2 separate regions of the Homo sapiens genome follow, and region 2 is linked to region 1. A link is an interaction called in ENCODE POLR2A ChIA-PET data of the cell type or tissue named here. Cell type or tissue: GM12878. All regions are shown on one strand. Each heading gives the region's core, and the rest is flanking DNA. Links, peaks and the distances in the headings are about the cores only.

Evidence for each region. Peaks named below come from ENCODE experiments on the same cell type or tissue, not always from the same donor. Only the 100,000 strongest peaks of a DNase experiment are listed, where the experiment ranks them.
Region 2: POLR2A ChIA-PET joins it to region 1 with 7 read pairs; 2 of 35 experiments call an interaction of 5 or more read pairs at or near these places.

The regions. Positions count from the first base shown.
Region 1 is chr22:40,397,536-40,401,926 of GRCh38, forward strand. SGSM3 (small G protein signaling modulator 3) reads left to right here. Exons shown (of 22, transcript NM_015705.6): 2 at 3,161-3,278; 3 at 4,058-4,140. The coding sequence starts at 3,272. Among named protein-coding and RNA genes, the nearest start is that of SGSM3, 29 kb to the left of the region's middle. RefSeq lists enhancers at 740-799, 1,380-1,479. In GM12878, for the core only: no CTCF peak of the experiment used is centred there; a DNase peak (open chromatin) is centred at 2,756; H3K27ac peaks cover 2,437 bases.
Region 2 is chr22:40,118,437-40,122,827 of GRCh38, forward strand. It overlaps a transcript of TNRC6B not described here. Among named protein-coding and RNA genes, the nearest start is that of TNRC6B, 57 kb to the right of the region's middle. In GM12878, for the core only: no CTCF peak of the experiment used is centred there; no DNase peak of the experiment used is centred there.

The DNA.
Region 1 (4,391 bases), core at 316-4,315:
GCCAGAGAGGGCTCAGAGCCCTCCCCTACTTTCCCAGCTCACTGAGAATGAAGCCCAGAATCCACCACACTGTGAGGCCTCGTAGTCCCCTGCTGTGTCTTCTCCCACCATTCAGGCTGTTTCCTCCCACTCTTTCCTTCTCATTCCCCAGCCCCTCCAGCCTGCTGGCTGCCTTGCAGCTGTTTCAGCATGCCCAGTGTGCTCCCAACTTGGGGCTGCTTCTCCCTGGATCTCCTTTCCCTCAGGTAGCCATGAGCCCTCAGTTCCTTTTGGTCTTTGCTCAGGTGTCCCTAACCCATATTCTAAAGAGCTTCTCCTGAACACTTGATATAAATCCCCTCTCTTCTGATAGTCTCCACACCTTGACCTTTATTTTTCCTCACAGCATTGTAGTTATCACAATCTATTTCTGTGTTTATCATCCAATTCTGTCTTTTTTTTTTTTTTTTTTTTTTGAGATGGAGTCTCTGTCACCAGGCTGGAATGCAGTGGCGCCATCTCAACTCACTGCAACCTCTGCCTCCTGGGTTCAAGTGATTCTCCTGCCTCGGCCTCCCGAGTAGCTGGGACTACAGGCACACGCCACCACGCCCAGCTAATTTTTGTATTTTTAGTAGGACAGGGTTTCACCATGTTGGCCAGGATGGTCTCAATCTCCCGACCTCAGGTGATCCACCCACCTCGGCCTCCCAAAGTGCTGGGATTACAGGCGTGAGCCACCGGGCCCAGCCTGTCATCTGATTCTCTAATGTAAGGGTCAGGACTTTTTCCCCCACTGTTGTGTCCCAGCTCTTAGAAGCTGCCTGGCTCTTAGGGGTGCTCAGTCCCCATTTGCTGATGAATGAATGAGTGGGAGGACAGCCAAGATCAGGAAAGGGGAGGGACTCCTGAGTGGGCCTTCCCAGCCCCTTCAGGCCTCCACAGCCAGATGTAGCTGATTTCTCTGCTACAAGCAGCCTGCAGGTGCTCTGTCACACTTTTACTCTGCCCTTTCAGAACCACCAACCAAACCCCTGCCTCTGGGGCCGATGGTGATGAGGAGTCTTTCTCATGCTCTCAACTGGGACATGTTATGTGGAACCATACACAGTTGTCATTTTTCTAGGCTGTAATGGATGAATATCGGCAATTTAATATGGTTCAACATAGTTTTTAGTATACCTCAATGAGGAGGGTCCATATATTAACAATAACTTTCTAAAAATTTTTAGGACTACTAATTGCCTGATACTTATTGAGTACTTATATGTGTCAGGCAGTGTGCTAAAGGCCTTATTTGCATCAGCTCACGTAATCCTCATAACCACAGTAAGGCATAGGTATTATTATTCCATTCTATCGAAAAGAAAACTGATACAGACGTGAAGTAAACTTGCCCACGGTTATAACAAGTGGGCACAGGCCCACTCTGCTACACGAGTAGCAGAGCTAGGATTGGACTGGAGATGTCTTTACTTTTTTTTTTTGAGACAGAGTCTCACTCTGTCACCCAGGCTGGAGGGCAGTGGTGCGATCTTGGCTCACTGCAACCTCTGCCTCCCGGGTTCAAGCAATTCTTGTGCCTCAGCCTCTCAAGTAGCTGCGATTACAGGGATGCATCACCATGCCTGGCTAATTTTTTTGTATTTTTAGTAGAGACAGGGTTTCACCATGGTGGCCAAGCTGGTCTCAAACTCCTGGCCTCAAGTGATCCGCCCACCTCAGCCTCCCAAAGTGCTGGGATTACAGGCGTGAGCCACCGCGCCCAGCCAAGATGTCTTTACTTTTAATCATGGTGCAGAGGATGAGCGCTGAGCCCACTCCCTCCCAAAGCTGACACGTGGTTGTTCTGCCACAGCCATTTGCCATCTCAGGCTCCAAGCCAGCAGGAGGCGTAATAGAGCACTGGGTTCCATTCCCAGGGCCATCTAGCTGGTGGCCATGTGTCCGTCATTTCACAGGGTGGGGTTACATGGTGTGGCAGGGCAAAGTTTTGGGAGTCCATTTGGAAACTATCAGTCTCTCCTAGGCTTATTTTCTGTTGTGTAAGGAATGAATGTGTTGTAAGGATTGAATGATGACATGACATGCTTTTTAAAATTTCTAGCTCAGTCTCTTTAATGTAAAAATATGTAATCATCCAGCTCATAGTTCTGAGGGAAACCCTATATCACATATATTTTACACTGAAGGAAGACATTAAAATTCCATTCTCTTCACACAGAACCAACCAACCAGGATGGCTGGCCTGTTGGGGAAGCAGGTTCTGCCATCTGGTTCTCAGCAGGCATGTCTGGAAGCAGGAGGGAGCGTCTCTCCCATTTGGGTACCAAAGCCTCTGTAACAGTCAGGAATGTTCTGCTGTGGCCTTTATCCTAAACTTGGCTTGGCCAGTGTGTGTCTGGGGCAGGAGCAGAGGCCGGGACACAGCTGAGCTGCCCACAGGAGCTATTTTTGCCCCCACACTTGTATGTCTTTAAAGAGAACTGGGATTTTCTCACAGCTCCTTTGAAGTGGTGGTTTGATTTTCCTCTTTTTTGCTTCTCACTTACCTAATTCTTCCCGATTTATCTAGAATTCCCAACACCAGAATTCCATGGCAGATAGCATGGAGAATAGGTTCTGTTATGGACCAGGATAACAACTGTCATTTCTGAATTCTCATTGTGTGAAAAATGGCAAAAGTAAATTTTTCTTCAGTGCCAGGTTTAGGTAAATATGATTTCAAAAACCGGAATGTAACTTGTCTTGAAATCTTTCAACCACATCTCCTCGTTGTCACCTACTTCCTTTCGTAGAGTGAGAGCCTTTAATTCTGTGGTTAGAAGTAAAAGGAAGTAAAGGCTTGGCCGGGCGCGGTGGCTCATGCTTGTAATCCCAGCACTTTGGGAGGCCGAGGCCGGCGGGATCACGAGGTCAGGAGTTCGAGACCAGCCTGGCCAATATGGTGAAACCCCGTCTCTACTAAAAAGACAAAAATCAGCCGGGTGTGGTGGTGCAACCCTGTAGTCCCAGCTACTCGGGAGGCCGAGGCAGAAGAATCTCTTGAACCCAGGAGGCAGAGGTTGCAGTGAGCTGAGATTGCACCACTGCACTCCAGCCTGAGGTGACCAAGCGAGACTCTGTCTAAAAAAAAATAAAAATAAAAATAGAATGACTTTCCTCTTTTCTCTTCTAACAGGGCAGATGATTCTGGACCAGATGAAGCCTGAGGAGCCTTCCAGCTCTAAGATAGCAGGATAGGAGACTTCTAAGATTGGAGCTGCAGAAGACTTGCCAGCCCACCAGCACAATGTCAGGTAGAGGCAGGGGCTGGACTTGGAAACGGGGTTTGAAGCTCTCACAGAGGAGCCAGAGGGATGGAAGGTGGCTTGTTTTCCATAAAACACCATCCAGATAAGAGAGGTGGAGATGGTAGGGAAGGCTTCTGGCTGGCTGAGAAAGTTATTAAAACTTCCTTCTCAGCTCTGCTCTCTAGCTCTCCTCCTCCAGCTCTCCAACCCGCAGATCTGCAGTCCTCAGGTGGAGAAAGAGGCCGGAAGATGAAGTTTGGTCATGTTTTGTAATGTGCTGCTGTTTCTTTCCCCTCTTCTCCAGAAATTTGCTGATTTCTAGGAGGTTTCTTTCACTCTGCTCCTTCCCTACCCAGCACGCTTGAGATGGGCCAGTCCCTTTAATGCTGGTGCTCTTAGAGGGAGAGGGTATTTCCTGATTTGAATTTTGCCTCTGCATTTTCTATTTTTTTTTTATTTTTTTGAGGCAGAGTTTCGCTCTTGTTGCCCAGGCTGGAGCGCAATGGCACGATCCTTGCTCACTGCAACCTCCGCTTCTTGGGTTCAAGCTATTCTCCTGCCTCCCGAGTAGCTGGGATTACAGGCATGTGCCACCACGCCCAGCTAATTTTGTATTTTTAGTAGAGATGGGTTTCTCCATGTTGGCCAGGCTGGTCTCAAACTCCTGACCTCAGGTGATCTGCCCACCTCGGCCTCCCAAAGTACTGAGATTACAGGCGTGAGCCACTGCGCCTGGCCTGCCTCTGCATTTTCTTGATTGTTCTCCTGGTCCTCTTTGGTTTTAGGAAGCCATACACCTGCCTGTGGCCCTTTCTCAGCCCTGACTCCGAGCATATGGCCCCAGGAGATCTTGGCCAAGTACACGCAGGTATAGCAGTTAGCCAGGCACCAGCCTGCTGTGCTCCCACGCTGTGGTATGAAGGGGACCCAGCTCTGCAGGCTGCCCAGGAAGAGGTGGCCAACTCACACAGGGTTATGAGTTCCCCACCAGAGATGGTATCTTAGCCCCATGTTTCCTGTGTGAATCAACCACTGTGGCACTATGCTCTCAGTATTATAGGGACACAACTGCATAAAACATGTTTCTTGCCTTGATTTTATTATCTTTGACCTCTGAGA
Region 2 (4,391 bases), core at 158-4,157, 280 kb before region 1:
ACACAGCTAATAACTGACAAAGAAGAACGGTTCTACATTTTCAAAGCCACAGCTCATTCCAGCATAACACAGTATCCCAGCACCATCTGGCATGTGATAGAGGCACAGTAAATGTTTATTGAATTGATATCTATTGCATTTTAAAGAAAAAGCACTGTCATTGATTAATTCAGTCATTCTTACATAGAAATTTATTGAATACATATTAAATGCCAGGTACACAGTTTTGAGTAGACTGAATACAGAGATTAACAAGATATAGCGTCTGGTATCAAGGGGTTGACAGTCTAATCCTTATCACATAGAGGAATCTATGTGAGTAAATAAATCCAATAAAGTGTTACAGATCCCATAATAGAATTCAAACAAGATCCACTGGAGGCACTGAGGAAGGAATCATTATTTCTGCCTAGAGATGGATCAGGAAATAGTTCATAAAAGCTGAGCCTTGATTGGAAAGTAGGGTCTCCCCTTGTGGCACCAGAGGAGGGAAAGGCAGAGGGAGTGATAGCAACAAAAACATGGAAACCTGAAACAGTCTGCCATATTGGCAAAGCTGTAAGATGTTCATTACGGCTGGAACAAATGGAACAGAGACCAGGCAGACGAGGCTGGAGAGACAGGCAAGGGCTGGATCCTGGAGGGCTCTTGAAAATATTAACATATTTGGCAATTTTCCTGGAAGAACTTGCACAGGTACTGTAGGACATTACTTGTATTTAGTTCTTAACATTTGCTGAGTCCTGTCATGTGTGTAGCAAGCACTGTGCCAGGTCAAGACTATCCACCACCTACCACAGGTCACAGACTGGTGACTGCTCCAAGTTGAAGTGATGTGCAAAAACAGAAATTAAACACTTGTGTCGGTCGGACACGGTGGCTCACGCCTATAGTCCCAGCACTTTGGGAGGCCTAGGCGGGCGGATCACTTGAGGTCAGGAGTTCCAGACCAGCCTGGCCAACATGGTGAAACCCTGTCTCTACTAAAAATACAAAAATTAGCCAGGCGTGGTGGCACGTGCCTGTAGTCCCAGCTACTTGGGAGGCTGAGGCAGGAGAATCGCTTGAACCTGGGAGGCAGAGGTTGCAGTGAGCTGATATTGCACCACTGCACTCCAACCTGGGCAACAGAGCAGGACTCTGTCTCTAAATACATACATAGATAACATACATACATACATGCATACGTAAACACTTGTGTGTTGTCTCATCATCTCATGAGGGGACATGACTTGTCACTTTGGCATGACTTGTTCACCCCTCTAGTTTTCATGTAAGTGGGCTTTGCCCTGACTTTTTTGTGACTCTGTTAGCACTGATACATTAGACTTTGTCACTTCTTACATGGAACCCTTAGTTAACCGCACACTTCTGCATTGCCTACCTTACTTACCTTCTGTTTTGTCAAAAGGAAAGTAAAGTTGCCCTAGACACAACCATAAGCCATGCCTTCAAACAAGAATGTTATCAAGGTTTGTTCAAGAAACATTGAAAACTAAGGACAGCTCCAAAACAACAAAAAATGAGAGCAAGTGAAATAAAGGACAAAGATAAAAATGGGTATCAATATGACATTTAGTAAGTGGGCACATTACATGGTTTTAATCAGGAAAGATTTTTAGAAATAAAAATTGACTGGAGGCCAGGAACTGTGGCTCACACCTAAATCCCAGCATTTTGGGAGGCCTAGGCAGGTGGATTGCTTGAGCTCACAAGTTCAGGACTAGCCTGGGCAACATAGTGAAATCCCAACTCTACCATAAATACAAAAATTAGCTGGGCATGGTGATGTGTACCTGTAGTTCCAGCTACTTGGGAAGCCCAGTGAGGCTGAGGCTACATTGAGCCGTGATCATGCCACTGCACTTCAGCCTGGGTGACAGAGTGAGACCCTGTCTCAAAAAAAAAAAAAAAATACTGAATAGATATTAGAAGGGTAGAGATGTGGATTGGTGATGAGGGGAAGGGTTTTCCAGTAGGGTGTGGACTAGGATATACATAGAGAGAGATTAGCATGTTGTGTGCTGAGAATGGAAAGATTTGCCTGCGTGAATGCAGAATACAGGGTGCTTTGAGAGTAATTAGAAATGAGGTTAGTGAAAAGCTTAGGAAGTAAAAGTGTGTGATTAATGCTGTGGTAATGGAATAATTTGGAAGACAAGGCTGATATGGAAAACTGAACTTAATTCTGAGGAGGATACATGTCAGATATAAGTTGAGATCAAAGGGTATCCAATAAGTAATATTCTCTTCCCTGCTCAAGTTCTGAACCAACAGAGACTTAGCACAAAGGAGTAAGGCAGACAGGTGGAGATCAAAATTTCACGTTTATCATTCATAAAGTTGCCATAGGAGAACTGGCTTAAATCTAAGGGCAAGCAGATTTTTAATACTGAACTGCAGGACTTAACAGGTTTATTCGCCCACCACCACTAGTCTGGGATAGACCTGCCTTCTCGCCTGCCTCCTAGCCAACGAAAGGAGCAGAGCAGAACAGGTGTCCCCAAGGGAAAAGGGAGAGAAAAGGGCTGGACTATGCAAGCCTGGTTTCTTCTTCCAAACACACTCATCAGAGAAGTGACTTCACCCCTGACAGCCTGAGTCAGGGATACAAGGCCAGGAATATGAAAAATTGGATATTGTCCCATGTGGAAGGAAGCATCAGGAGCAGGGAAAAAAGTTTTCCTCCCCTAGCATTCCCTAGCTTTTGTTTCTTAGTACATTGTTCTTAACCAGTAAGTCTAGGTCAGCCAGGGTTATGCCAGTCTTCCTTCCTCCTTTCCCTCCTCCCTCCCTCCCTCCCTTCCGTCCTTCCTTCCTTCCTTGTATAGCCAGAAACCTCTTAATTTTCATTTTCCTTTTGAATCACCTATATAAACCTAGCACAAGCAATTTAAAGGAAAAACTTCACTGGTTTTGTAATGCATGTGTGCTATTTGAAATTCAGCTGCTTTGCAGCTTATATGCAGCGAGTAATTGTTCCACTTTCTGATGTCTAAAAGGCCTGTAGGAAGAAAGTCTGTTTTCCCTGAAGTCTAATCTTTCCTCAGCCATGCCTGCTTAGGAAAAGCTGTGCCGGCATAATTCAAGGTCAAGCAGCAGCCTTCTGTACACTGAAGCCACCCAAGCCCACTAATGCCCTATTCCCTTTGCTGAGGCCAGCACAGCTGGCATTTGCTTGCTAGGCCAGAGCAGCCAGTGTATGCTGAGACTGCCTGCACAGCTGATATGTAAATGAGCTTTCAATACCAGCATCACCACCACCGCCACAACCGTCTGTGGCTTGTTTCTTGATGAGGCCTGCAAAGCCCCCAACCCTTTGCTAAGGCTTATGTGCCTAGTGTACGCAGCCTTGTCTCTATAGAAACAGCCACTTACGTGAAGACAAAGTTGCCATAACTACAGTCGCTGCTAAGGTCAAAATACTGTGTGCCTATGGTTTATAAACCTCTAATTCAGCCTCAATAGTTACAAGCTAGTGTATAACTATAAAAACAACAGTAAAAAGCCTAATATAAGCTTCTACAAGAAAATACTGTGCCCCCTCATTAAAGTCCAAGGCCCAAAGTCCTGGCCTTAACAGAAGCCTCAAAAATGCCACATGTATTTTACTCCCTTGAATTTTAGTTCTTGTCTATTTATCAAAATTTTGGTGCCACGCACCAGAAGTTAGGGTCTTTGAGACCCAATAAATAGCACTCTCCTTCCCTTGACTGGGCTCTCTATATTTTGGTCTCCCAAATGTCCTCCTTTTTAAAAGCTTATATGCAGCGAGAAATTGTTACACTTTTCATTTTTCCCTCCTTTTTAAAAGGAGGGCATTTGGGAGACCAAAATACTGTTTCTCTGACTAATAAAGCGGTATTGGACCGCCCATTCCCGCTGCCACTGCTATTATGTGTGCCACTGGGCAGAGGGGCCGGGCTTAAAAAAAAAAGCTGTATTGGAGAATGTGACACATCTACAGGCCAGTGAACTTAACACTGAACTTCATAATAACACAGACTGACCTACTCACGGGTAGTTGTGAGGGTCCTGTGTTTATGGGTGGAGGAGAAGAGGAGAATGCAGGCTTCCTGGGGCAGCTGGTTTCCAGAAGGAAGGAAAAGACAGGGCTGAGCTCCACCTACGTTGTTTCTCCTTCCAAACTCACCATTAAAGTAAGATCCTGTTACCTTCTCTGGAGTGGATTGTGTGCAGGTGGAGAGGAGCCAAAGGTGGAAACTCAGGAGCCAGGAAGAAGCATTCCCCTTTCACAGCATGTCCAAAGGGAAATGGAGATCACTGGGGATCGGACCCTGAAAGAATAAGAATTCAGAGTAGAGAATGTCTTGTGAGTTGGTCATCTCCATGTACTTATTAAGTACCTATTATGTATCAAGTGCAAATAC